Linked DNA regions of Homo sapiens: region 1 is linked to region 2. A link is an interaction called in ENCODE POLR2A ChIA-PET data of the cell type or tissue named here. Cell type or tissue: B cell. All regions are shown on one strand. Each heading gives the region's core, and the rest is flanking DNA. Links, peaks and the distances in the headings are about the cores only.

Region 1 (14,897 bases), core at 6,362-8,861, 360 kb before region 2:
GCTGCACCCTCCCAGCACCACTGACGAGCCCACGGGGCCAGCCCGGGGTGGAGATCCAACACTGTGTCCACTGCCTGGGCCCACAGCCCCTGCCCCGTACACCTGTGAGACCCTGCTGCCTACAGGCCCTAGTTCTTCCAAAGCGTCTCTGGGGAGCATCCTGATGGGTTCCCGGATGGGTCCTTTGCCCTCAGTGGCAGCGGGCAGACGTCACAGCTGCCCCTGTGCCAGGGGTCTCTGGGGGCTACTGCATCCGTCACAGCTCTGCCTGCCTCATGGGCTGTCCTCAGCCCTTGGGGGCCACAGCTGTGCCGACCCCCTTCGCAGTCAGCCTTGCCCTCGGTCTCCTGGGGCCTGAGGCAGAGCCCATGGGCCTCGGGCCTCTCACACTTCCAGCAGCTTCCTCTGCAGCCCATGTCCTCTCCACAGCAGTCAGGCCTGGGTTGGGGTGGGCCGTCCTGTCCTCCATTTACAGAACACAGTGGTCGAGAACACGGGCTCTGGAACGAGTTGACTGGGCCATGTGCCAGCTCCTGGCTTACTCACTCTGAGCACAGAGCCCCGAGTCGGGTTCTCATCATCAACATCCCCCTGTGCATAGGGACTGTCTGGCTCAGGGGGTGTCCAACTCTGGAATCACCTGGGGATGCTTAGCAAGCTCTGTGCCTGGCTCCCACCTCAGGCACTCTGACTTAGTTGGTATGGGACTGAGTTAGCACTGGAATTTTAAAAACTCTCCAGGTGGTTCATTGGTTCAGCAAAGTTTGGGAACCACTGACCTAACTCACAGAGTGGCTGTGAGGGGTAAATAAGATGACATATGCAAAATACATAGTGTCAAGCCTGGCTGCAGACTGGACTCGGTGGATGGCCAGTATCGTTATTGTCATTTTTAGTATCACCACCACCAGCACCACCAGCACCACCATTATCACCGTAACCACCATCATTACCACCATCACTGTTATCATCATCATCACCATCTTCATCATCACCATCATCATTGTGACCATCATCCTTACCACCATCATCATCATCACCATTATCATCATCACAACCGCCATCCACACTGTCATCACAATCACCATCAATATCACCATCACCACCATCACCAGCATCACCATCACCATCATCACCATCGTCATCACCATCATCACCATCACCACTATCACCACCATCACCATCACCACCATCACTATCATCATCACCACCATCACCATCATCATCATCACCATCACCATCATCATCATCATCATCATCATCATCACCATCATCATCATCATCATCATCATCATCACCACCACCATCACCACCATCACCATCACCATCATCACCATCACCATCACCACCATCACCATCACCACCATCAGCATCACCACCATCAGCATCACCACCATCAGCATCACCACCATCACCATCACTGTCATCACTTCTGGATTGCTCTTTCTATATTTTCATCGGAAACTGATGCATAAAATTCTTCGTTCTTTTTCCAGCCAGAAAGCTTATCTATATCCACTGCAAGTGTAGGCAGGTTGCAGGGGAGTTACTATCCTCTGAGTCAGTGTTGGCTTACATATACTTGGGACTGCTGGTTACTTCCACGTTTTAAATTTCTAAGGAGCTTCTCGTTTAAACCTCACTGTAGCCTTGGCATGTGGGCAGTTTTTGCTATCCCATTTTACAGATGAGAAAACAGAGGTTCAGGAAAGTTAGTTGATGTGTCCACGGTCCCACTGCCACCTAATGGTAGATCTGGGATCTAAATCCAGGTGTCTAATCTCAAAACACTTGCAAATTAATTGTCGCCTAGAGTCTGGGGCATGGGCTGACCTCCTGAGACTCTGGTGTCCCGGTGTTACCCTCAATGCCTTTGTTCCTCCTGCAGATGCCTCCCCTTCTGCTTGGATCACAGGAGGCCTTGAGAAAAGGCTTCCAAGGGCTTTGGGTCAGCAGAGCGGAGGAATGAGGCTTCCACGGCGCACTCTGTGCCAGGCCCCCAGCCCACCCCTGACCGCTCTGCCGGGATGTCAGGCAGGGCTGGGCTGTGTCTGGCTCAGGCAGCCGAGGGACACGGCACAGATCGGTCCCTCCTCTCTCCCCAGGGAGGCCTCCCTCTTCAGGCTCTCTCCAGCCTCACCTGCCTCATCTGTGCCCAGGGGCTTTGGCGGGCAGGGAGGATGCTCTGACCCTAGGAAGCCCTGCAGCAGGGAGGGGAAGGGGGTTGACAGACAGCGTCCGGAGCAGGCTGCTGCTGCGGGAACAGGGGAACCCTCAGACCAGAAAGACCTCAGCTCAGGCTCCAGCACGGGCCTCTGCCCCCCTTGGATGGAGGCTGCTCCCCGTGCCAGCTGCTGGGCACTCAGAGCCTGTCCCCAGCCTGGGCCAAGCAGTGCCGAGGGCCAGAGAAAGCCTTTGGATGACGAGTCCTTGAGGTTGTGTCCACAGCAATGGCAGCCCTGGGAAGCCGGTGGGGATGCAGTGGGCTCTGTGCTCGCCTCCTGAGAGGCACGGGGCTGAGGACCTGTGAGCGGGTGGGGATGCAGTGGGCCCTGTGCTTGCCTCCTGAGAGGCACGGGGCTGAGGACCTGTGAGGGATCCGGGAGGGGAGGTGCACAGGGCCTGGCAGTCTGACAGGGAGGGAGTGTTTTTCTTGCTGCGCTTTTTGAGGGAGAGAGGAAAGGAGAAGGGAGAGCACGCTGCCCCAGGACCTGTGACTGTGGGAAGCAAATGGTGTCTAACGTGCACGAACTGCTCCCTGGCACTCCAGGGAAGGGAATTTTCCCAAATCAAACTAGATCTGCTTCCCACCATTGGCTCTCCCCCAGGGATGATAAGTTCAAGTTAGAAGCTCTCAGCCCCGTCCTGCCCTGCGGGTGGGGCCCTGGGGCTCTGCAGGAGGCAACCCCACTGCCCTGACCCCAGGAGCCCTGGGAGCTGTGAGATGTCCCCTCCGCAGCCCAATCACTCAGCCAAGTGAGCTGGCTGTGCTCGCCGCCCAGGCCTTGGTGTCTGCACCATCTCCAGCCCCTTTCCTGCCCACCCACCCTGGGACCCTGCTTGGAGACAGGGCCGTGAAGCGGCTCTCCTCACATTCCCACATTAGCAAGCATCTACAGCCCCGACTCCATAGAGGCACAATGGTCTCCACTCCTGCCCCTTCCAAGAGGAGAGCAATGCTTAGCTTCTCTTCACGCCTGCTTACCCGCTTCTGGGAATAAGGCAGGCCTTGAGAACAAAGGCCTTCCTGTGAGACTCTGGAACGGTGACTGAAACAACAACAAAAAAGCCATCAATCTATCAACTTCACAAAGATAGTTTTGGCATGATGTACCTTGTAACTCCTGTTCTCCTGCTCTGTAAGAATCTTTGTCAATTTTTGTGATAGTCCGACTCCACAGTGGGCCTCAACAATCATGGCCTCCTGGTGTTCACACACTTAGCTGACCCCATGGCAGCTCATGACAGCCATTGCAAGGCCAGGCACGGTGGCTCAAGCCTGCAATTCCAGCACTTTCGGAGGCTGAGGCAGGAGGCTTGCTTGAGGCCAGGCATTCAATAACAGCTTGGGCAACACAGTGAGACCCTATCTCTACAACAAATTTTAAAAATTAGCTGGATGTGGTGCTGGACGCCTGTAGTCCCAGCCACTCAGGAGGTGGGAGGATGGTTAGAACCCAGAGTTTGAGCCTGCAGTGAGCTGTGATCACACCACTGCACTCCAGCCTGGGCAACAGAGCAAGACCCTGTCTCAAAAACAAAGTCACTGCAGCTTAGTCTCTTGGATTGCTCATTCTGTAGAGGCTGGCAGCCATGTTGTAAGGAGGCTCAAGCAGCTCTGAGGAGACCCCCCCCCCCCCATGGGGAGGAGCCACCCTTCCAGCCACATGCAGGAGCCACCTTGGAAGGGGCTCCTCCAGCCCAGCAGACTTTCAGCTGACAGCAGACTCATGAGACCCTAAGGCTGAGCCACTCTCAAGTTCATGACCCATAGAAGCCATGAGAGATGATAAATTATTATTATCCTTTGAAGCCATTAAGTTTTGGGGTGATCTGTGACACAGCAACAGATAACACACTTTTCAACAGTTCTGGAGTTTGCATTATGGAGCTTTTTCAGGGGTCACTGTGGTAAAGTATGAGGCCTTAAGGTTCAAGGTGGACCCCAGTGTCAAAGAGAGGCCCCAAGAGAAGAGGGGTTCCCTTCTCTCTGTCCCCTGCCCTTCGGGAGCCCCCTCCACACATGCCCCCACAGGCCCACGCACCCCAAGCTGTGCCTGGGGAAATAGGTCAGGCCTCCAGCCCAGACCCCTGCAGGTTTCTGCTCCAGAGGAGCTCTTCGAGGGGTTTCCTTGACCACCCCTCCATTAAAAACCGGGTGTCTGGAAAAGTCTTTTGCAGGGAGGACCCTGGGCATTGTCCTCGAGCCACGTTCTAGGGAGGCTGCGGGTGTCCCTGCCTGGGGATGTGGGTTCCTGCTTTGCCAATCCCGCATCCTTGGCCATTTATCCCATTGTGTTGCCAGCCTGTAGGGAGGAGAGAGACAGAGAAGATCCTGTTTCTCCTGCTCATATCAGAGGCTGGCAGGCCTAGAAGGGGCTGAGGGATGGAGCACGACCCTCAACCTGTACAGACAACGGCCCAGAAAGGCTGTGGAATCTGCCCGGGGCCACCCAGCAGGCAGGCAGTGGTGTGGCGGCCCGAGTCCCTCCTCCGAGCCCAGCCTCTGCCCCCGACCCAGGTTCCTCCCAAAGGGTGTTTTCTCACAGACGTCTCAGAGCTATTTTTTCTCTGAAAGCTAAACAATCACTCCTTTGCTCTTAGGATGAGATGCGGTTTGTGTCTACACACAGCAGACCCGGCTGCCCTGGTCCCCAGGCCGCCACCATCTGGCCGTGCACACACTCGCCTGGTCCTGGCCGGACCAGAGGGCGTCTGCACAGGTACAAGGTGGCGGGTGGAGCCCAGGACCCCTGGACAGCCAGGCCATCCCGGGGCTTGGCCGGAAACCAGGATGGCCTGGCCTGTTTTCCTGGCACCTCCTGCACCAGGGCCGTGGCTGCCTGCAGGTGGGGGCCCTCCTCCCAGGTGGTCTGGGGAAGGCGCCCAGTGAGTGGGGCCGAAGCCGCTTCCTGGGGAGGGTTGCTTCACCGCAGAGCCCAGCTGGGCACCCAGAAGTGGCTCAGGGCTGTGTGTTTACTCCTACCCTGACCACCGGCGAAAGGGATTTGAGGGCTGGCTCGTCTGTGGCAGCCACCAAAGTCAATGGAAAAACCACACGGGAGGAAGGGAGGGATGTGGGGTGTTTGAGCTGCAGGAGGGGCATCCCCAGGACGCACGCTGGGGCCACATCTGGGCGGAAGCAGGTGTACCAGCCCAGCCAGGGCAGGGCAGAGCCCCAGGGGCGGGTGGGGGCCACAAGCAGCCCAATCCAGCTCCAAGTAGAATCAATTCCTTTCTGTTGAAAGTTCCGTTTCTAAGAGTGATCGTGTTCCCAGCAGAGTGAACACAGACGTCGGTGTCGGCTCTGCACAACGGCGGTGCGGGGGCCCCGTAAGCACTCCAGGAGGACGCCGAGTGAGCCCTCCCCTCTCACACCCGACCCTCCTCTCTCAGAAGCCACTGCTCTGGTGTGTGGCGGCCGCTGCCTTGCCTTTTCCCATGCAGTTTTGCCATAGACTATTTAGCTTTGTTTCTTAACTCCCAAAACACAAAACTGAACCCCCAGCGATGGCCTGTGCCCCATTCCCCAGTGCACAACGCAAGCCTCCTTCCCGCCAGCGCCAGCACGTCGCCCCGCGGTGCTCCCCGGTGTGAAAGGGCTGAGCCATCCCTCTGCTGTGACTGGCTTCCGGCGGTTTCCAGCGTCTTGCTTTCTGAGCAACGCTGCCGTGAACATCCCACAAACTCCTTGAGTCTGCCATGCACGTCTTTAGAGATAGGTGGAGAGTCGTGCCGGCCCCACGCGGGCAGCCCAGCAGCTCCGGGTGTTGGTGCCACCGGGCACTGTCTGGCCAAGGGTCCCCTTGCTCCGTCCTCGCCAGCCCTGGGTAGGGCCAGGCTTTTTAAGTTTTGCGGATCTGCTGGTGCGTAAGGGTCCTTCGTGGTGATCTCAATTTGCGTTTTCCTGATTGCGAAGGAGCCGAGCGTTGGTCACGCCTGGGAAGCTGTTCAGTGACTCCGTGTGCCCATCTTCCGCCGTCGGGGGCTTTGCTTGTCGACGCCTGTTGACGTTTTTAAATCTTCTGGGCCTCCCTTTTTTGGTCAAATATATATATGGCACATGTCCTGCTTCGGGCTTGTCTTTTCACTCCTTTTATGGTAGATTTTAATGTAACAGAATGTCTTTATTTTAATGTTTTAGAATTTACCAATCTTTGCCTTTATGACGAATAATTTTGTAGATTGTTTCACAAATCCATCCCTAATTCAAAGTCATGAAAACAGCCCTTTAAATCCTCTTCTAAAACCATGACGGGGTTTATTTACATTTAGGAATTTAATCCATGCAGGTCTGCCTTTAGTGGTGTGGAGAGGGACAGCACTCTCTGCTTTCTGTATGTGGGCGTCCGGTTGTCCCAAAGCCACGCTCCCACTCACGCCGCTGCCTCCCTGTCCCGACTCCCTCCCACTCACGCCTCAGCCTCCCTGTCCCGACTCCCTCCCACTCACGCCTCAGCCTCCCTGTCCTGACTCCCTCCCACTCACGCCTCAGCCTCCCTGTCCCGACTCCCTCCCACTCACGCCGCTGCCTCCCTGTCCCGACTCCCTCCCACTCACGCCTCAGCCTCCCTGTCCCGACTCCCTCCCACTCACGCCGCTGCCTCCCTGTCCCGACTCCCTCCCACTCACGCCGCTGCCTCCCTGTCCCGACTCCCTCCCACTCACGCCTCAGCCTCCCTGTCCCGACTCCCTCCCACTCACGCCGCTGCCTCCCTGTCCCGACTCCCTCCCACTCACGCCTCAGCCTCCCTGTCCCGACTCCCTCCCACTCACGCCGCTGCCTCCCTGTCCCGACTCCCTCCCACTCACGCCTCAGCCTCCCTGTCCCGACTCCCTCCCACTCACGCCTCCGCCTCCCTGTCCGGACTCCCTCCCACTCACGCCTCAGCCTCCCTGTCCTGACTCCCTCCCACTCACGCCTCAGCCTCCCTGTCCTGACTCCCTCCCACTCACGCCGCTGCCTCCCTGTCCCGACTCCATGCTGTGTGGACTACTGTTCTGTCCCCACCTCAGCATCACCTTGTCACAAATGTTATGACTTTTTAATAAGCCTCAATACAGACATCCCCAGTTCCTGCCCTGATCTCTGCCCTTCGAGAGTGATTTAGCTATTCCCAGTTCTTTGACTTTCAACATAAATTGTAGAGTCAGTTTTCCATGAACCACCACAAACAATTGCAGAAGTCTGGCTATGGAGTACGTGAGATGCCTGAATTCCTTTGGGGAGAGTTGACATCTTTGTAACTTGGGACTTCTCGGTTCATGAATACAGTTATTTAAGGAACCATTCACTTGAGTCTTCTCAAATGTCTCTCAGCCATGTTTTTTTACATCAGCTTCCTCTATAAAAATCTTACACATTGTTTGTTCTTCCTAGTATTTAATAGGCTCAGGCTTTTGTAAATGACATCTTTTCTAAATTTCACTTTGTCTCTGGCATATGAAGAAAAACAGCTGATTTTTGTGTATATTGATTTTGTCTCCAGCAAACTGCCCAGCTGTCTTACTGATTTCATAATTTACCCTGGTGCTGTTCAGCTCTTCGAACACACATAACCGTATCCTCCGTGACTGTCAGAAGTTGTATTTCTTCCTTTCCGATCTCGTTAGCTTTCATTTCCTTTTCCTGCCTTGGCCCGGACCTGCGGAAGGACGCTGGTGAAATGGTGCTGGAACGCACCGCCCCTTGGTCCCGATATCAAAGCAAAAGCTTCCGGGGGTGCTTCTGCTGTGGGTGTTTGCACATTTATCAGGTTAGGGAGGCGCTGCTGTTCCTACTTGAAGTATCTTTTTCCTGAAAGGACGTTGACTTTTATCAAACATTCTTTTCTCATTTGTTGAAATGACTGTAAGATTTTTCCCTTAAACCTGTTGGTGTGGAGGATTCTATTCATTGCCATTGTGACACTGAACCACTTCTAGTCCTGGGATAGACACGGCAGCCACGAGGTGCGATCCCGTCCACGCGCTCAGCCGTTGAGCCTCACTGCCATGTTTTAGGAGCTGTTATCTCCCTTCTGTGTCAAGGGCCTCTCGCCCCCTGAGATGGGATGGAGAATGCTTGCTTCACTGCTGTTCTCTTGACGGGTTAAAGATAGTGTTATTTGTTTCTTGAATATATTGATAAACATCACCAGCGAGGGCATTTGAACCTGGAATTTGTTTTGTTTTGAGACAGGGTCTGGCTCTGTCACCCAGGCTGGAGTGCAGTGGTGCAATCACAGCGCACTGCAAGCTCTGACCTTCCAGGCTCAGGTGATCGTCCCACTTCAGCCTCCCGAGTAGCTAGGACTACAGGCATGCACCACCACATCCAACTAATTTTTAAAATGTTCTGTAGAGACATGGTCTCACTATGTTGCCGACACTGGTCTGAAACTCCTGGGCTCAAGAGATGCCCCTGTTTTGGCGTCCTGAGTAGCTGGGATTACAGATGCATGCCACTGCACCCAGCTACATTTTGCATTTTGTAGAGACAGGGTCTCACTATGTGGCACAGGCTGGGCTCGATCTCCTGGCCTCAAATGATCCTCCTGCTTTGGCTTCCCGAAGTGCTGGGATCATAGGCATGAGCCACTGCACTCAGCCAGGCTGCCCCCTTTCCTTAGTGGGAAGACTCTCATGCATTGCTGGCAAGGGAGCAGCTGATGCATGCTCTTCGAGTAACGGTTCTGTAACATCCACTCAGGCTCCGAAGCCACGTGCGACTGCCCAGCAGGCCCCTGGGACACACCAGAGGCTGAGTTCATGCACCTGCCCAGGACACGCACGAGCACCCACGTCTGCAATACTGGTGACCGCAAGAAGCTGGAGACCATGCAAACGCGGATCTGCAGGGGAGCAGGTCAGGGGACAGAACACGCCCGGATGGGCCTCGTGGCATGACATGGAGGGAAAGAAGCCGGAAGCAAAAGAGTGCACATAGGAGATTTCAGTTGAGCAGCCGGCAAGCCTGGGACGCGGGGGGCCCTGAGAGTCAGGCCCACAGCTACGCAAAAGCCGCGCTGACAGGAAGTGCAGGAGGCAGCCTGTGGCATCCTGAGAAGGTTCTGTGTCTTGTAAAAAAAATTCTCTGATCTGGGCTGGGCGCGGTGGCTCACGCCTGTAATCCCAGCACTTTGGGAGGCCGAGGCAGGTAGATCACGAGGTCAGGAGTTCAAGACCAGCCTGACCAAGATGGTGAAACCCCGTCTCTACTAAAAATACAAAAAGTAGCCGGGCGTGGTGGCAGGTGCCTGTAATCCCAGCTACTGGGGAGGCTGAGGAAGAGAATTGCTTGAACCCGGGAGGCGGAGCTTGCAGTGAGCCAAGATCACACCACGACACTCCACCCTGAGCGACAGAGCGAGACTCCGTATCAAAAAAAACAAAAAAAATCATTGATCCAAGCACTTAATATTAGCACACGTCACATCATACCCTGTGTGTTATACGGCAATAAAAAGAACAGACACGATACAACTACGTTGCAGAGATGCCCCCTCCCCACTGTCACCACTGCTGGATGTTGGCTGTTCTCTCTGGATTCTGTTCCTTGACAAGCCTGTGTGTGGGGTGCAAGGCCAGCGCCCACAACAGCTTCAGATCCTCTTAGGCCTCGACATGTCACAGGTAATTTTCTGATTCGCACAGGGCTGTGACACCACCAAAGTCAGGTCACGTGCATCCTTCACTCAGGGTCTTTCTGGTGAGCTGTTCCAAGTCAATCACCACACTCAAAGCTGGACACGTATGACCTCCCTCCACCTCTTCGGAGGTCCGAAAGGATCATACACCCATTTCACAGATGAGGCCACCGAGGCTTCCAGGCAAGCCACTCACCCCGGGCCAAGAAGAGAAACGTCTGGGCCTCCTCCTGCCGACTCAGCCCCTCTGACCCCAGCAGTCCTTAGAGAACCAGGACTCAGCCCCTCTGACCCCAGCAGTCCTTACAGAACCACGACTCAGCCCCTCTGACCCCAGCAGTCCTTAGAGAACCACACGGATCCTTGAGGCGATGCCTCCTGAGCTGTACATCAGCTGGGCTACTGGCTTTATCGCCCACTCCCTGCACTTTCTGTTTCTGCAGAGGGTCTCTGCTTGTCCTTCGCTTCTTTACTTACTGGGATCTCAGTGTTGTTGCTTTTTGTTGTTGTTTTTGTTTTGTTTTTTTGAGACAGAGTCTCGCTCTGTTGCCCAGGCTGGAGGGCAGTGGTGTGATCTCGGCTCACTGCAACCCCCACCTCCTGGGTTCAAGCAATTCTCCTGCCTCAGCCTCCTGAGTAGCTGGGACTACAGGCACCCGCCACCACGCCCGGCTAATTTTGCATTTTTTTAGTAGGGACGGGGTTTCTCCACATTGGCCAGGCTGGTCTCGAACTCCTGACCTCAGGTGATCTGCCCGCCTCGGCCTCCCACAGTGCTGGGATCACAGGCGTGAGCCACCTGCGCCTGGCCAGCGTTGTTGTTTATCATCATCAATTTGCATATGTCTGCATGTCATTAAAATGCTAATTCCTTGCCATGGTTGTTGCAAATGTGGCACCCATTTAACTTGCCTTTTACCTTGATACACAAAAGCTTTGAATTTCCACTTAGATAGATGTTTATCGGAACATACTAAGTTCAGAAAAAAAATCCACAGGTGCCGAAGTGAGGCTCCCATTCACTTCTGTGTAATCCTTACTCTTCCGCACCTCGACGGCTTCGAGGCCAGCTCTGACGCTTGTTGGTGCCAGGGCTTGTGAGTCTCACTCTCTATGAGCCTCAGTTCTCTCATCTGAAAAATGGGCACGAATTCCCCGACACTGCTGGTTGTTTCAGGATCCCCTGAGATAAAGTGTGCAAGGCGGTGCCGTCCTCATGCAGGCCCTCCGCCGGCCGGGGAGCGGCTGGGGACCACGTCAGCGTGTGGGTTTTTGGGATGACAATGAAACAACTGCGCGTGTGTGTGGCATCGAGACCGATGTTGGGACTCGTGGATGCAAAGCGTAGTGATCAAATCAGGGAGATGGGCGAATCCAGCCCCACTGACATCATCCTTTCTTCCCGTTGTGAACATTCAAAGTCCTCCCTTCTAGCTTCAAAAATACACAATAAATTATCGTTAACTGGAGTCACCCTCCAGTCCCACAGAACCCTCAAATCCATTCCTCTGGTCTCACTGTAATTTTGCATTCATTAGCCAAGGTCTCCCCCACCATCCCCCTCCCAGCCTCTCATAGCACAGCGCTCCTCTCTAGGAGCTCAACGCTTTTAGCTCCCACACATGAGTGAGGACCTGCGGTATTTCTCTTCCTGTGCCTGATTTATTGTATGTGGCAGAATGTCCTCGGGGCTCCTCCGTGTTGCCTGGAATGACAGGATTTCACTCTCTCGTATGGCTGAATCGTAGCTGTACTGTGTGCATAGATCACATTCCCCTAACCCCTTCCTCTGCTGATGGACATGCGTTTATTCCACATCCTGGTTGCTGGGACTCGCGCTGCAATGAACAGAGGGAGCAGATCACTCATTTCTGTGCCGATTTCCTTTCTCTCGGACAAACACCCGGTCCCGGGACTGCTGGATCACGCGGTCATTCTGTGTTTAGCTTTTTGAGGAAGCTCCATACTGTTTTTCACCGCGGCTGTTACTAGTTTACATCCCCCCATCTGTGTGTGACAGCTCCCCTTTCTCCACATCCTCACCAGCATGGTTTTTTGTTTTGTTTTGTTTTTTGTTTTTTGTTTGTCTTTTTGGTAATAGCAATTCTAACTGGGACAAAATAGTATCTCACTGTGGTTTGGATTTGCATTTCCCCAATGATTAGTCATGCTGAGCATTTTTTCATATACTGTCTCTCAGCATATACAAAAACCCACTCAAAATAGGTTGCAGACTGAAATGTAAAACCCAAAACAATAAAACTATGAGAAGAAAAACATAAGGAAGACACTGCAGAACATTGTTCTGGGGAAAGATTTTATGGCCAAGACTTCAAAATCACCAGCAATAAAAACAAAAATAGACAAACGGGGCTACATCAAACTAAGATGCTTCTGCAAAAGGCCAAGGAAACAGTCGGCAGAGGGAAGAGGCAGCCACAGAAGGGGAGAAAATATTTGCAAACTATTCATCTGACAAGGGACACATATCCAGAATCTACAAAGAACTCAAGCAATTCAACAGGAAAACACACACACACACACACACACACACACACAAGTAACTTGACTGAAAAGCAGGCAAAGGATTTAAATAGACATTTCTCAAAAGAAGACACACAGATCACCCTGACATTTAAAAAAATTCCTGGACCTCACCCAGCCAGGTTCTCCAATGTGAGCACCTTCAGAGTCACCGGCAGGGCTTGAGAAGGCCCCCGAATTTGCATTTCCAGTGGTTCCTGGGTGACACCGACACGGCTGGTCTGGGGGTCATGTTTTGAGAACATCACCTTCTCCAGAGAAGAGACCTGGAAGTGAGTCTTATAAAGCCACATACAAGATTGTGTCACACACACACCTGCCTGGGGCCTTGGGGGCTGGAGTAGAAGGCGCAGAGGCTGCTCCAAAAGGAGGAGGCCAGAGGGCACTTCTGCAGGGGGGCTGCAGCACCCACACCAGGAGGGCAGCAGAGTGTTTGCAAACAAGCCACCCATCCAGACTGCAGCCTGGGGAGGAGGGAGGGGGCCTCTCCAGGCCTCAGGCCGCTGTGCCCACGGTAGGCTGGTGGTGTGAGCCGTCGTCCATCCATGATGGTGAAGAAAGCCTCTCCAGCTCTAAGGCCACCTCCTGTCACCCAGGCATGGGAGAAAGTGGCTGACGCTGAAGACCCCAGCCCCCTCACCAAGGGAACCCCCAGCCCCAGCCCCTTCTGGAAGGCATGGACTGCCTGGAGCCCAGCCCGGTCAGCCAGCTGAGCTAAGAGGATCTGGTGAGTTTAAAGTCGGTCACACTTCTCTGGGCTCTGTAACGAGGGAATGGACTAGATGGGTTGTCAGACATGAGAAACTCTTGGTTGGGGTGGCTACTAGACAGGCCCTCATGAAGAAAGGGGCTGTGGCCATCAGCTCACTGAACAGGTGGGGAAACTGAGGCCCAGAGAGGGATGGGCCTGCCTGAGGCATGGAGGGAGTTGCCCAGATCTGAGCCAGGGCCAGACACCCCTGGTGTGCTCGTCTTCCAGCTGCCACGTGGAGCAGATCACAACATCCCCCCGACCCAGCGTCCCCCCACGGACCCCAGCTCAGAGCACACGTTCTCAGAGTGTGGCTCAAAGACCCCCACAGTTGGCCGGGCACGGCGGCTCACGCCTGTAATCCCAGCACTTTGGGAGGCCAAGGTGGGTGGATCACGAGGTCAGGAGATCGAGACCAGCCTGGGCAACATGGTGAAACCCCGTCTCTACTAAAAATACAAAAAATTAGCCGGGCATGGTGGCGGGCGCCTGTAATCCCAGGTACTTGGGAGGCTGAGGCAGAAGAATCGCTTGAACCCGGGAGGTGAGGGTTGCAGTGAGCCGAGATCGCACCACTGCACTCCAGCCTGGCAACAGAGTAAGACTGTCTCACAAAAATTTTAAAAAAGATCCCCACAGTCGGCAGCAACAGAGGGGGCTGCCGGGCCCACCAGGGCTTATCGAATCATAGCCCTCAACAGCCTATTCTGTGGGTGCTCAGAACAGTTGTCCCCAGTGACCCCACTTCTCCAGGGGTCCACCTGACCTTGATGTGGTCTGCGCACCGGCCACGGAGGCCTGGTGTCTCCCCGGCAGCGGGCACCCTGCACTTCACCAGGAGGGTGGAGAGAGGAGAACGCTTTAGAGCGCCAGCAGCCATCGGGGGTGGACAAGCCCTCCCGGGGCCGCAGCACAGAGCCCCGCCTGGACCACGGCGTCTGGTGACCAGCAGCGTCTCCTAATGTCCCACAGGGTGCCCCGCGTCTGTGGCTGGAACACACCCTCCCACGCCTGCTGTGGTCCAGGTTAGCTGCTCCTGAATCTCACTGGCTGGCTGCTCAGGGACACGATGTGGCTTTAATCACCTGGGTGCTGTTTCAGTATCCACAGGCCCCGTGCACCGTGAGCCCGGAGTCACCCCCGCCTCAGGGAGCCCCCGGCCGAGATCCCTTCCCTCTTCTCGGATTCCTGTGGCAACACCCGCTCCTCCTGCAGGCACTGGGTCTGGCCGCGACTGCGTCCTCCCAGAGGCTGTGAAGGGACACGTTGTGTGCGGTGGCTCCTTAACCTGTTGTCACGGAAGGGGGAACAGACGCCTGGGTAGCAGACGGCTTCGGGAGGGGCGTGGGGCATTCCTGGGCAAGAGCAGACACGGGCCTCGGCGGCCAGGAAGCCGCCCCAGCCGAATTCCGGATGTGGGACCCGGCACATGCCTGGTCTTGTGGGACAGGGGGCCCCTCCCGGTGGTGCTGACAGCCCAGCCCCCCAGGGCAGCCTCTCCGTGCTGCAGGTGGCCTCTCGGAGGCGGAAGATCAGTCCCTCGGGGCTGGGAAGATGGGTCGCATTCCTGGGTCCCACCACGCACCCTGCGTGCCAGGCCCGGGGAACGGATCACGGCACTCATGCCCTTAGACGCGGGCTGACCGAGGCTCCAATCCGCCGTGGCCAGACGCCCGGCGATCGTCCACTGTGCCGAGGCCCCGGGCCCCAGGCTGGCTGCAGAGGCGAACGACGCGGCCGGCCCCGCGCTGCAG
Region 2 (14,897 bases), core at 5,411-7,910:
ACCGCGGGGCGCAGGACCCCAGCCCCCCGCCACGCCGCCCCCGGAGTGCCCAGACCGCCGGGAAGGCGCCCACCCAGAGACCCCGCGCCCCCCGCCCCAAACCCGGCCTCAGCGCCGGCGAGGACCCTCCCGGGACCCCTGACCGGGAGCCCCAGGCCCGGCCCCGCCCCGCGCGCCCCACTCCCGGCGGGGCCGAACCCTTCCAAATGTCCGCATCCCCGGGGGGCCTCCCAGGCCCGGGGCTCCCGGCGCAGACCCCAGCCCGGCCCCGCGTACCTGGATGCGCGGCGCCCGAGGCCAGGAGGCGGCTGCGCGGGGACGCGGGGCGCGGGGACGGCTGGCGAGCGAGCGAGCGGGTCCCCGCACTGCAGCGGCGCCGCCCTCCACGCCCGCCCCCGCGCCGCGCGCAGCTGCTGCACCCCCAACGCCGCCCGCGCGGGCCTGCAGCCCGTCTCCCCCCGACCGCCTCCCCGCGGGGCCCCCAACCCCGGCCCCCACCCCCGGCTCTCCCCGCCCCCGCCCCATCCCCCACCGGCGCAGGTTCAGGCCATCGCTGCCAGGACCCCCCGCTGTCGCCGCCCCCCGCCCCCTCCACTCAGACTCTGAGTCGCCCACTCCAGCCGGTGCAGGCCGCGGGGCCGCCTCTGATGGCCTGGGCACCCCCCACTCCCGCCCCGTTCACGACCACCGCGGCTGCCTGAGCTGCTCACACCTAGGGGATCACATCCCTGCCTCTGCAGGACACCCGGTACCCAGCAAGCACGCCCGTTCCCTGGGGTCTCACTCTGCCTTAGCGGCCAGAGAGGGTGGCCAGGTGGGCCCAGCCCCGCTTCCCCAGGTGACTCCCAGCGCTTAGGCGCACCAGCTTCACCCCGATGCCCAGTGGGAAATCGGAACCCTCCTAAATTCTTTCCCACCTTTCTTGGGGATCCAGAGGTCACGGAGGCCTAGGAGGAGCCTCTTGGTGACGGTCCTAACCCACAAGCCCAGCCCTGCAGGAAAGGGAATCAACCTCATCCTCCTACCGCACACCGTTGCCCCATCCTGCCAGGGTGGCGGCGGCAGAAACTCCATCTTCCCTCCCCAGAGGCTCCAAATGCCAGGAGAGGGGTAGGCAGTTCCAGCTGTGAAGGAGATGATACCTGCCTCCCTGTGCACACTCACCTGTCTACCCCCGGGGTCCTCCACCCACCTGCCCAGCCCCCGGATCCTCCACCCGCCTGTCCAGCCCCCGGGTCCTGCACTCACCTGCCCGGCTTCCCTGTTGCCTACTCACCTGTCTCCCACTATGCTGCCCCATCTTCACCTGTCTCCCACTCACCCGTACACACCATCTCCCACTCACCCGTCTCTTGCTCACCTTTTCCACACTCACCTGTACACAGACACCATCTCCCACTCAGCCCTCCCATGCTCACCTGGTCCACACTCACGTATACACACTCACCGTCTCCCAGTCAGCCCTCCCATGCTCACCTGGTCCACACTCACCTGTACACACTCACCGTCTCTCACTCAGCCCTCCCATGCTCACCTGGTCCACACTCACCTGTCCAGCTTTCTTGTTCATTGCTCAGCTGTCTCCCACTCACCTGCCTGCACAGGCACTACACAGGTCACCAGCCCTGCCGAGCACATTCCCCAGCAGGGCTGACATTGCCTCAGCCTCTTCCTGCCAGGGTGAACGTAAACCAAGCAGGCCACCCTCGGGGGTCAAACACGAAGGTCCTTGGTCCTCAGCCCTCACCCTCAGCACCCACTGGCCCCAGCCCCGTCTCAGGCAGACCTGCATTTGTCCTGAGACTTTCTTAGGGATCCAGGCCTGGTCTCTGAATTAGAACTCCATCCCACAACCCACTCAGACCTCTGGCTCTCCCAGCCCTGGCCTGCCTGGAGCTGCTGCTGACCAGCAGTACCATCACGTGCTCCCCGCGGCCCCTCCACTCCCTCCTCCTCCTCCTCCAATTACTCCTGCTCCTCCAGGGTAGACTGGTGAGGACAGCAAAAAAGACCCAGGTGCCACCTAACCAAGGCGACGTCTCGCTTCGGGGGGCAGATGCTCCAGGCCTGGCTGCTTCTCTCCCGGGCTGTCCTGGGGTTCTCTGGAGACTCCCTGTAAAGACTTCCCCCACACCGTGCCTCTAGAGGAGAGTGGAGGCACCTCTCTGGCTGACCTCACAGGACAGCCCTCTGATCCCGAGGCGCACACACAAGCCCTCCTTCTGCTGCAATACCTCCTCAGGCTGAGCCTCCTTGCCTGCGTCCTTTTGAGACAAGGATCTCCCAGGTTTGGGGGCTGGCAGCATGCACGTGGCCAGCCAGACATGCGGCCCCTGGCCCCACTGAGCTGTGACGTCTGCTGAGCTCCTCTCCTCATTGCCACGACGGCAGCTCCCACTGCCTCTCTCTTTCACACTTTTCCCCGCCACTCAGATCCCTGTTCCAGTGGCCCCCACCCCACACAAGGACTCCCTCTCCAGACTGGCTCTGGTAGGAGTGCGAGGCGTGGCCCCCACCGCCCCAACCTGCAGACAAGTTTCTGCCTGACTCCCAGGCCTCTCTTGCTTCAGCCTTACTGGCTTGAGCCAAGGACAGACGCTTCCTTAGTGTCCTGCTCACTGTCTGATCATTGCCAGAGGATGAAATCAACACAGAAGTGGGAAGAAACAGGATCCTAGAGAAATGGAGCCACGGCCGTCCTCAAACCAAACCTGAGGCCCTTCCCGTATCTGGACTTCCCAATTATGTTCATCAATAAATACCTTTGGCCGGATGCGGTGGTTCACACCTGTAATCCCAGCACTTTGGGAGGCCGAGGCAGGTGGGTCACTGGAGGTCAGGAGTTCAAGACCAGCCTGGGCAACATAGCGAAACCCTGTCTCGACTAGAAATACAAAATTAGCCGGGCATGGTCATGCACGCCTGTAATCCCCAGCTACTCAGAAAGCTGAAGCAGGAGAATCACTTGAACTCCAGTGAGCCCAGATCGTACCACTGCACTCCAGCCTGGGCAGCAAAAGAGCGAACGAAACTCCGTCTCGAAATAAATAAATAATAAATAAATACCTCGTACTACTGCCTGAGCCCGTTGGCTTTTTGCTTTTTGTTAGTCGCCACTGAGGACATCCAAGTGAATACACCACTGATCTGACACAATCCCCCCAAAACACACACTGACAACCCCATTAAATGCTCCTGGATGAAGACACAAAGAGGGGTCTGGTGAGCTCAGAGGAGCTGCGCTTGGTCATCGGACCACGTGGACCTCAACAGGTCGGTCGCCACCCTGCCACACGGTGACAAACCCTGACGTGTGACACTGTGCCCAAGCAGCTATGCCCTCAACTGAAAATGTGCTGCTGGTGACTGGGTTACCCATTCAGAAGTCCCAGTAAATCACATATCTTCCCATAGGGAAGGACCTACCCCCTGGGGTAGGTTATTTTTCTCAGCAAAGGTATTCACATTTCTAAGCCCTGTGGGGTCTTACTTCACCCATAGAATGTGCCTGTAGGATTCATCATGACTAAATGTACTTACAGTGACCACGCTTTGCAGAACTCCAACCAAAGAGCCACATTTTATTTTTTTTTTTTGAGACAGAGTCTCATTCTGTCACCCAGGCTGCAGTGCAGTGGCGTGATCTCTGCTCACTGCAAGCTCCGCCTCCCGGGTTCACGCCATTCTCCTGCCTCAGCCTCCCGAGTAGCTGGGACTACAGGCGCCCGCCACCGCGCCCGGCTAATTTTTTGTATTTTTAGTAGAGATGGGGTTTCACCGTGTTAGCCAGGATGGTCTCGGTCTCCTGACCTCGTGATCCGCCCGCCTTGGCCTCCCAAAGTGCTGGGATTACAGGCGTGAGCCACCGCACCCGGCCTAGCCACATTCTTTATATATTTTTTTTTTTAAATCTTTTTGTTGTTGTTTTGAGACAGGGTCTCACTCTGTCGCCCAGGCTGGAGTGCAGTGGTGTGATCATAGCTCACTGCAGCCTCAAATTCCTGGGCTCAAGCCATCCTCCCACTTCAACATCCAGAGTAGTTGGGATCACAGGTGCACACCGCCACACCTGGTACTTAAAAACATTTTTTTTTTTTTTGTAAAAAAAAAAAATCTCACTATGTTGCCTAGGCTAGTCTCGAATTCCTGGCCTCCAACAATCCTCCCACCAGCTTCCCAGAGTGCTGGGACTACAGGTATGAGCCACCGCACCCGGTCCGAAGCCACATTCTTTTCCCAATCACCACATACCTCGCACTTCTAAACTTTGCTCTGTCAGCTCCAATTCACCCTCCAAGATTCAACCAAAACGTTACACAGGGAAATTCCCTAAGGCGCCAGCACTGCCTCTGGAGGGCCCGGGGCTCCCAGGACTTCTCCTTGGTAGCTCTTATTACACGTGCAATTGAATAATGACGGCAAGGCTGCCAGCTTAATTGCTGTCTCCCCTGCTAGGTCAAAAGCACCAAGTATGCATGGATGGTGTTTGTCTTATTCTTTATTCACTCTGCATGGCGAAGAGACCAACACAGCTATTTTCTGGGGTGCAGAAAGGAAACAAAGATGCTTTGTTAAGCTGCTCTGGCCACTGGGGAGGCTGCAGCATGTCGTGGTTTGAGGTGGGATCTGTAGGTGGGCTTCCTGGGTGCGGTTCCTGAGCCTTCCCCAGCCAGCTGCATTCACTGCGCAACGTCCGTATGCTCCCTGAGCTGAGGATAGAGGAGAAACTGCATGTGATTGTGGCTGATGGGAGAGGCCACTCATCCTCAAATCTAGGTGGATATACGAGGAATGAGGACTGAGAGGCTGAGCATGGAGCACGCAGCACATAGTAGGAGCCCAAGAACCGTGAACAGTAATAATTATTCTCCAGCCGGGCGCAGTGCCTCCCACCTGTAATCCCAGCACTTTGGGAGGCCAAGGCAGGCAGATCACCTGAGGCCAGGAGTTCGAGACCAGCCTGGGCAACATGGTGAAACCCCATCTCTACAAAAAATACAAAAATTAGCCAGGTGTGGTGCCGTGCCTGTAGTCCCAGCTACTTGGGAGGCTGAGGCAGGAAGATCACTTGAACCCAAGAGGCAGAGGTCATAGTGAGCTGAGAGCATGCCACTCCGTTCCAGCCTGGGCAACAGGAGTGAAACCCAGTCTCAAAAAAAGAAAGAAAGAAAGAGAGAGAGACAGAAGGAAAGAAAGAAAGGAAAAAGAAAAGAAAAGAGAAAAGAAAATAACAATGTGGCCAGGCATCGTGGCTCATGCCTGCAATCCCAGAACTTTGCGGGGCCAAAAGAGGAGGATCACTTGAGTCCAGGAGTTCAAGACCCATCTGGGCAACAGAGCAAGACCCTGTCTCTACAAAAAAATACAAAAATTAGCCAGGCATGGTGGTGCACACCTGTAGTCCCAGCTATTCAGGAGGCTAAGGTGGCAGGATCACCTGAACACAAGAGTTCGAGGCTGCAGTGAGCTATGATTGCGCCACTGCACTCCAGCCTGGGCAACAGAGTGAGACCTTGCCTCAAAACCACACACCCACACACACAATGTTCTCTAATATTCAAGTTTTGCATTGTTCACTATGTAGGTAAGGGATGCAAAATTTCACGGGAAATTTTGCCACAAACCTCAATAGTCTTCTCTACACATGGCTCCTGGGTGTGGCAGGCACTCTCAGATGGCCACAGGGTCCCCACCTCCCAGTGCTCATGGCTTGTGGGGTACCCTCCCCTTGAGTGTGTGTAGGTCCTGAGGCTCACCCCTGCCCGGTGGGGTACAGCAAAGGTGAGGAGTGAGCATCACATATGATTCATGGCAACATCTGCCTTGCCAGGGGACTCTCTCCCTTGCTGGCTTTGAGGAAGCCAGCTGCCCTTTCATCAGTGGCTGTAAGAGGACCCCGTGGCCAGGAGCTGAGGGTGGCCTCCAGTCCACAGCTAAGAAAGTGAATGCTGGAAACAACCAAGTGCACTTGGGAACGGTCCCTTCCTCAGTCGAGCCTCAGATAAGAATGCAGCCCCAGCATGGATTGCAGCCTTCAGAGGACCCAGTAAAGCCATGCCTGGACTCCTGACCCACAGACAGCCGGCCCCAGGCCTTCACTGGGGGAAGCTTTATAGATACACACACACACACACACACACACACACACACACACACACATACACATATATACATACATATATATGTATGTATGTATATATATATATATATCTCCTCCTGCTTCAGCCTTTTTTTTTTTTTCCAGAGTCTTGCTCTGTCACCCAGGATGGAGTGCAGTGGCACAATCTCAGCTCACTGCAACCTCTGGCTCCTGGGTTCAAGCAATTCTCCTGCCTCAGCCTCCCAAGTAGCTGGGATTACAGGTGGGCACCACCACTTCCAGCAAATTTTTGTATTTTTAGTAGAGACGGGGTTTGACCATGTTGGCCAGGCTGGTCTCGAACTCCTGACCTCAGGTGATCCACCCGCCTCAGCCTCTTAAAGTGCTGGGATTATAGACGTGAGCCACTGCACCTGACCTGACCCATTTTTAAGTCTAGAAAATGTGCCTTCATTATCCCTTCAAATACCTCCTACTTCCCACTTTTCTTCTGCCTTCCTGGGACATCTATTCAACAGATATTAGCATTGTTGCTTCTGTTCTCCATATCCCTGACCTTTTCTCTTACATACTTCTTGTTCCTGTTTCATTTTGGTAACATACAGAACTTCATCTCTTTTATAGGCTTTTTTTTTTTTTTTTTTTTTTTGATGAGATAAGGTCTCGCTCTGTCATCCAGGCTGGAGTGCGGTGGCATGATCATAGCTCTTGGCAGCCTCAACCTTCCTGGCCCAAGTGATCCTCCCACCCCAGCCTCCTGAGTAGCTGGGATTACAGGTGCACCCCATCACACCCAGCTTATTATTTTTTCTTTTTCTTTTGAGAAGGAGTCTTGCTCTGTCACCAGGCTGGAGTGCAGTGGCCTGATCTCAGCTCCCTGCAACCTCCGCCTCCCAGGCTTAAGCAATTCTCCTGTCTCAGCCTCCCGAGTAGGTGGGATTACAGGTGCCTGCCACCACACCCGACTAATTTTTGTATTTTTAGTAGAGACGCGGTTTCACCCTCTTGGCCAGGCTGGTCTCAAACTCCTGAGCTCAAGTGATCCACCCGCCTTAGCCTCCCAAAGTGCTGGGATTACAGGCATGAGCCATTGTGCCCGGCCATAATTTTGTATTCTTTTTGTAGAGATGGGGGTCTCACTATGTTGCCCAGGCTGGTCTCAAGCTCTTGGGCTCAAGCAATCCTCCTGCCTCAGCCTCCCAAGTACCTGGGACTACAGGTGTGAGTCACTGCATCCAGCTAAGTTTTAATATTTCTTTGTAGCGACGAGGTGTCACTATTTGGCCCAGGTGGACGTGAATGCCTGGCCTCAAGTGATTCTCCCGTCTCAGCATCCCAAGGCCTGTTTCATTTGTTGTAACGTGTTGGCCCTCCTGTCCTACTGCCCTGCTTCTGTCATCCAGTTTATAGCTATTCCGTCTGGCAGTGTGTCTGGGGAAAGAAGAGAGGTCATGACCCCTCTGGGTATTCATGCAGTTGCCACCACAATCCAGGTACTATACTGTACCAGCTCCACAAGGCTCCCTCCTAGTGACCCTTAATAATCACGCCACCCCATCCCTAGCCCCAGGAGATCAGTCATCTGTTCCCCATCTCTGTTACTTTATGGATGTCATACAAACAAAACCACAAAATATCCCTTTGGGATTGGTTTTCATCTGCATAATCTTTTAGAGGTTCGTCCAAGTTGCGTGCAGCAATTCTTTCTGAGTAGAATAACTGTCTAATCTCCATGTGTGAAGATTTTCCTGCTATCTGCTGTTGATGGTAAGTGTGATTCCATTATTGTCAGAGAAGGCGTTCTGTGCAAGTCTTTTTTTTTTTTTTTTTTTTTTTGAGAGGGAGTTTCACTCTTGTTGCCCAGGCTGGAGTGCAGTGGCACAATCTTGGCTCACTTCAACCTCCGCCTCCTGGGTTCAAGTGATTCTCCTGCCTCAGCCTCCAGAGTAGCTGGGATTACAGGTGCGTGCCACCACACCCAGCTAATTTTTTGCATTTTTAGTAAAGACAGGATTTCTCCATGTTGGCCAGGCTGGTCTTGAACTCCTGACCTCAGGTGATCCGCCTGCCTCGGCCTCCCAAAGTGCTGGGATAACAGGTGTGAGCCACCGCGCCCAGCCCTCTGTGCAAGTCTTCTACATTTGCTAAGGTTTGCCTTATGGCCCAGGATATGGTATATCTTGGTCTCTGTTCTGAGGACACTAGAAAATAATGTGAATTCTGCGATTGTTGAGTGGTGTGTTCTGCAAACGTCAATTAGATCCTGTTGGTTGATGGTGTTGCTCTGCTATACCTTAATGACTATCTGCCTAGTTATTCTAGCAGCTGCTGAGTTGGGGGCTGAAGTCGTCAACTGCAACAGCAGGCTTGTCTCTTCCTCCTTTCAGCTCTATCAGTTTCTGCTTTATACATGTTGAAGGTCTGTTGTTTGCTGTACACACATTTGGGATTGCTGTTATCTTCCCAGTGGGTTCTTTTATCATTATGTAATGTCCCTCTTTTTCCCAAGGAATTTCAACAGCCACTCCCGCTTTTTAAAATTTATGTTTACATGATACTCTTTTGCCATCCTTTTACTTTCAATGTGCCTATGTTATTATGTTTGAAGTGAGCTTCAGCATATAGTAGACATCATACAGTTGGGTCATGTTTTGTATCCACGTGGCGAACCTCTGTCTTCTAATTGGTGTGTTTAGGCCATTTACATTTAAATTAGTGATATATTAGGGCTTACGCTTGCCATTTAATCATCTGTTCTCTCATGCTTTACTGTGGGATACCTGAATGTTTTTTAGAATTCCACGTTATGTTTTTGAGGATATCACCATATACATATGCAACCCATCGGTCTATCGGCATCTATGATTTTCCACCTTGAGTGAGTGGACAAACCTTCCTTCCACTTAAGTCCCTAACCCTTCTCACTGTTAAATACCTAGCTGTAGATATTTCCTCCACATACATCACACACCACATGAGTGTTGTAATTTTTGCTTCGATCATCAAATATGATTAAAGAAACTCATGAGGTGAAAGATGGTCAGTGACATTGACTTCTATTTTTATCCAGTCCATTGTCTCAACTTTCTGGAGGCCCCAGCCCTCTTCTGTTAAAATTATCTTTCTGGGCCGGGCACGGTGGCTCACGCCTGTAATCCCAGCACTTTGGGGGGCATTGAGGCAGGTGGATCACCTGAAGTCAGGAGTTCAAGACCAGCCTGACCAACACGGAGAAACTCTGTCTCTACTAAAAATAAAAAAATACTCGGGCATGGTGGCACATGCCTGTAATCCCAGTTACTCGAGAGGCTGAGGCAGGAGAATTGCTTGAACCTGGGAGGCAGAGGTTGCAGTGAGCTGAGATCATACCATTGCACTCCAGCCTGGGCAACAAGAGCGAAATTCCGTCTCAAAAAAAAAAAAAATTACCTTTCTGTTTACAGGGTATCCTTTATGCATTCCTTAAAGGTAGGTCTGCTAGCAATAAATTCTATTAGTTTGCCTGTCTGAGAACATCTTTACTCCTCTTCCATTCCTGAAGGATAGTTTTGCTGGGTAGAGGACTCACAGTCAACAGCTCTTTCCCCTTTACAGTTGAACAATGGCAGGTCACTTCTTTCTGGCCTTTTGTGGTTTTGGTTAAGAAATCTGCCTTCATTCAAACTGGTGTTCCTCTCTAGGCAAGGCATTATTTCTCTCTGTCAGTTAGTACTTTTCCTCCTTCTGTCTTTAGTTTCCAGGAGTTTAATTGTGATGTGTCTTAGTATGGGGTTTTTGGAGGGCTTGTCCTATGAAGCCTTGTTGAGCTTCTGGAATCTGTGGATTTATGTTTTTCATTGAATTGGGGGAGTTTTCAGCCTTTTTTTTTTTTTTTTTTTTTTGAGATGGAGTCTTGCTCTGTCACCCAGGCTGGAGTGCGGTGGCATGATATTGGCTCACTACAACCTCCACCTCCTGGGTTCAGGCAATTCTCGTGCCTCAGCCTCCCCGAGTAGCTGGGATTACAGGTACCCACCACCACACCCAGCTAATTTTTGTATTTTTAGTAGAGATGGGGTTTCACCATGTTGTCCAGGCTGGTTTCAAACTCCTGACCTCAGGTGATCTGCCCGCCTCGGCCTCACAAAGTGCTGGGATGACAGGCGTAAGCCACTGCACCTGGCTAATTTTTCTATTTTTAGTAGAGATGGGGTTTCACCATGTTATCCAGGCTGGTTTCAAACTCCTGACCACAGGTGATCTGCCTGCCTTGGCCTCACAAAGTGCTGGGATGACAGGCGTGAGCCACCGCGCCTGGCTAATTTTTGTATTTTTAGTAGAGATGGGGTTTCACCATGTTGTCCAGGCTGGTTTCAAACTCCTGACCTCAGGTGATCTGCCCGCCTTGGCCTCACAAAGTGCTGGGATGACAGGCGTGAGCCACCGCGCCCAGCTGGTTCTTATGACTCTGCTTTAAAATTCTTGGCAGATGATTCCAACATGTGACCTATCTTGGAATTTACATCCGTTACCTTACCATGTTCAGGTTGTGGCTTTCCTTGTTCTTGGTATGACAAGTGATCTCCAGATGTATCCTGGACATTTGGGTTACGATGTTTGCAGACTCCTTGTCCTACTCTATTCCACCAGGCAGTTGCTCTGTTCAGGTCCAGGGTGTAGATTGCAGCCTGTTTTTGTGGTCTGTCATTCCAACAGCAGTTTCGTCTTCAGAGCCCTGGCACTGCCCTCCTCGTCTGCTTTATTCTTCTGGCTCTCCTGGGACTGCTGCTCATTTCCCATGGGTGCTGCCTGCAGGGGTGAAAGGTACCTCCCTGGGCCGCCTGGTGTCACTGGGCTACCTTTTGCTGTGTCAGGACAGAACATGCTCGTTCTGGGTCTCTTTGTGCTAAGAGAGGAAGGGCAGATTTCAGGCTCCTCTGACACTACCTGTGCAGTGCAGACTGTCCACTCGAACCCCAGTTGCACAGCACAGGTTAATGCACCTGCAGCAGCTTTAAAATCGGCCCTGAAAGCAGACTGTGGGGTGAAGGTGGCAGCTACCCTCTAGGTCTCTGTTGGGCGTCCCCTTTCCCAGGGCTTTGGCCAGAGAGAGGAGGCTTTCCTTGGAGAATTTCTGTCTGTGCCTGTTGGCTGTTCTGGGCCACAGGCTTCCCTGGGGACTAGTGCAGGAACACATGAGAGAAAAAGAAAACCCAGGGGACCCACCACCTTGCTATTCCTCCAGTCCAGAGGTCTCCAGCCCGTCTGTCAACTCTCAAGCTCCTTTCCTCGTCGCCTGCTATGTGCAGGGTATTTTGTTGTATTTCAATGGGAGGAGCAAGGAAAAGTGAAGTCCCACCACCGTAATTCAAGCGCTTATTCTTTCTCGTCTTCAGCACTCACTGCCACAGCCTTCCCAGGGCTCCCGACCAATCCGTTCAACGGAAGCCAAAGGGGTCCTTGAAAAATGCAGACTCGATCTTGCCAATGCTCCCACCTTGAAATCCTCAGTCTGCCATGTTTTAGGACAGAGGCCCCCATGGCCTGGCCCCACCCATCTGCTCACTCCCTGCCTGCTCCCCTGTGACCAGGGTCAGCCTCCCTCCCTGTTTGCTACCTGAGGCTGCCGTAACAAAGCACACCAGGCTGGGCAGCTGAATGAAACAAATTTGATTTCTCAAGATCAGGGTACGGGCTGGCTCCTCTTGAGGTCTCTCTTCATGCTCATACTGCATTCTCCCTGTATGCACGTCTATCTCCAAAATTTCTCCTTTTATGAGGACAGCAGTCATATTGGATGAGTGCCCAACCTCATGACCTCATCTCACCTCAATCACGTCTGCAAAGACCTTGTCTCCAAACAGGATCACTTCCTGAACTATGGGGGTTAGGACTTCAGCATATGAATTTTGGGGAGACGCCATTCAGCCCGTAACACTCCCATGAGGCCTTTGCTCATGCTATTTCCTCTCTCTCCAACACTCCCCGTCTCCCACCTCCGCCCTTTCACCTGGCTATGTGACATGGTTTGGCTGTGTCCCCACCCAAATCTCATCTTGAATTGTAGCTCCCACAATTCCCACGTGTTGTGGGAAGGACCCAGTGGGAGGTAACTGAATAATGGGGGCAGGTCTTTCCTGTGCTGTTCCTATGATGGTGAATAAGTCTCACGAGATCTGACGGTTTTATAAGGGGGAGTTTCCCTGCACAGGCTCTCTCATTTTCTCTTTGCCTGCTGCCATCATGTAAGATGTGACTTGCTCCTTCCCGCCTTCGGCCATCATTGTGAGGCCTCCCCAGCCATGTGGAACTGTGAGTCCAGTAAACCTTTCCCTGTATAAGTTACCCAGTCTCGGCCATGTCTTTATTAGCAGCGTGAAAATGGACTAATACACTGTGTTTACTTATTCTTCATATTTCACCTCTGCTACCATTTGTTCAGGGAAGCCTTAAAAGTCTAGTTCAACATCCCTTGACACTCATTCTCTCAGGACCACCACGGTTAAACACATACTAATTTATCCTTCCATTAAGGGCTATCTCATCCTGCAAGACCCTAAGATCTGGGAGAGCAGGGACCATGGCCAGTTTCTACATCATTGTCATCCTGTCCCACATGTTGCAGACAGTGCCTGGTCAAACAAATGCCTGTTGGAGGAAACAATGAATGAAGGTTACTGAATATGCTACATAACAACTTTTCAGAAGTACTGATGGGCCGGGCGTGGTGGCTCACGCCTGTAATCCCAGCACTCTGGGAGGCTGAGGCGGGCGGATCACGAGGTCAGGACATCGAGACCATCCTGGCTAACACAGTGAAACCCCGTCTCTACTAAAAATACAAAAAATTAGCTGGGCGTGGTCGTGGGCACCTGCAGTCCCAGCTACTTGGGAGGCTGAGGCAGGAGAATGGCATGAACCTGGGAGGCAGAGTCTGCAGTGAGCGGAGATCGCGCCACTGCACTCCAGGCTGGGCGACAGAGCAAGATTCCATCTCAAAAAAAAAAAAAAAAGACGTACCGACAAACACCACCATTTTGCAACACGAAGATCAACAACAAAAAAGAAGGTCAAACTTGAAGTTCTGTCCTAAAATTACACACATTCTGCCTTTAGAAAACTCAGTGCATGGTCACAGATGAGAAGTGCCTGGCTAACCAGACTTGGGGACTCCTGGTTTGCAGTGAGTGCTGTCAAACTCGCGTTCTAGGCTGGGCTCACAGCAACTCCGACTCCAAGCTGTTTAGGCGCCTCTGTCTCCACTCAAGTCCACAGTCAAGGTCACTACTGTGAAACACTGTCTTGCTTTTAATTTCCAAGCTGCCTTGTTATTTCTTGGGAGTAGGCCAAGCTAACTTTAGGAGGAACTTAGTTTATAGTTTAACTTTGAAACAAAGATGATAACAGCCCTTTCCTGAAGCCAACCTCCTTCTTGCCTGGGGACCAGAATGCTTTTGTAAGACTAACACATGAGCCACAAGATTAGAAATTGTGGTTTGAGTCATGCAGCTAGAGGCCACAAGATTCCAAACCTCCCCAGTTGCTCCTTAGGATAACACCACTATCATCAACTCTAAGATTGGTGCTCAAGATATTTTTCAGGCTCTGCATTCTGATGCACCAGGTGCCACCACCCACACCACTAATCTGGCTCAACCAGTTCTGTGATCCCACCCAGGAACAGAAGACAGCAAGAGAATCAACTTTGACTCTCCATGGTTTCATCTCCAACCCGACCAATAAGCACTGCCCTCTCCCTGGCCCCCTACCTGCCTAATTATCCTTAGATGACCCATCTCAGGATTTTCAGAACCTGGTTTGAGCAATAAAGCTCCAGTGTCCTTTAGCCAGTTTCTGCATGCAGCCAGTTTCTGCATGCAGCCAGTTTCTGCATGCATTAAACTCTCTATTGCAATTCCCCTGTCTTGATAAATTGGCTCTACCTGGGCAGCGAGTAAGGCGAACCTATTGGGCGGCTACGCCTGAGATCTAATGACAGGCTGCACGTGAAGCCCAGACCAGGCACCTGTCTTACACCACAGGGGGATCCAGTCCACAGAACCAGCGTCCTTCCCTCCTGGAACGGACCTTCCCAAAGCCAGAGGGGCTCTAGGCGGCTCAAACAGGGGCTTCCCGGCTACCCTGGTCCCAGGCGGGACCACTCAGGTTCCTTCTCCAAGCCCCCTAGGCTGCAGGGCAGGCTTCCCTAGGGGCAGGCCCAGGCCTATAGCCCGGGACCCGCATCCCGGGCGAGCTGCACCCTCCCGAGACCTTCCCCATCTGTACAATGGGGACAGGACAAGGCCCAGCAGGCAGGCTGGCGGGGGTTCCGGCGACAGAGGGGGACAGCGGGCGAGCACGACAAGAGCACAGGCCCACGTGCGCACCGGCGGGGAGGAAGTAGCCCGGCGCCCCGCCCGCAGCGCGGACCGGAAGTGCTGCCGTAATCTGCGCTGAGAGTCGCGAAAGCGCTGTTCCCCTTAGTGACCGGCGACGCGGGCAAGATGGCGGCGCTGGGGGTGGCGGAGGCCGTGGCGGCCCCACACCCGGCTGAGGGGGCCGAGACGGCTGAGGCGGTGGAGCTGAGCCGCGCCCTGAGCCGCCTGCTGCCGGGGCTGGAGGCCGACAGCAAGCCGGGCCGGCGGCGCGCCTTGGAGGCCCTGCGGCGCGCGCTGGAGGAGCCAGGCCCTGCCGCCGACCCCACCGCTTTCCAGGGCCCCTGGGCGCGCCTACTGCTGCCGCGCTTGCTGCGCTGCCTGAGCGACCCCGCCGAGGGCTGCCGCGCGCTGGCAGTGCACCTGCTGGATCTGGGCCTGCG

The links. Peaks named below come from ENCODE experiments on the same cell type or tissue, not always from the same donor. Only the 100,000 strongest peaks of a DNase experiment are listed, where the experiment ranks them.
Region 1: POLR2A ChIA-PET joins it to region 2 with 6 read pairs; 2 of 35 experiments call an interaction of 5 or more read pairs at or near these places.

What each region holds. Positions count from the first base shown.
Region 1 is chr7:354,737-369,633 of GRCh38, forward strand. No RefSeq gene overlaps it. Among named protein-coding and RNA genes, the nearest start is that of FOXL3-OT1, 71 kb to the left of the region's middle. RefSeq lists enhancers at 10,058-10,558, 14,294-14,818 and a silencer at 10,994-11,209. In B cell, for the core only: no CTCF peak of the experiment used is centred there; a DNase peak (open chromatin) is centred at 7,865; H3K4me3 peaks cover 1,005 bases; H3K27me3 peaks cover 829 bases.
Region 2 is chr7:712,138-727,034 of GRCh38, forward strand. All of the region lies in intron 1 of PRKAR1B (protein kinase cAMP-dependent type I regulatory subunit beta), which reads right to left. It overlaps DNAAF5 (dynein axonemal assembly factor 5), which reads left to right and starts at 14,562. Exons shown (of 13, transcript NM_017802.4): 1 at 14,562-14,897. The coding sequence starts at 14,584. RefSeq lists silencers at 341-420, 14,635-14,834. In B cell, for the core only: no CTCF peak of the experiment used is centred there; no DNase peak of the experiment used is centred there.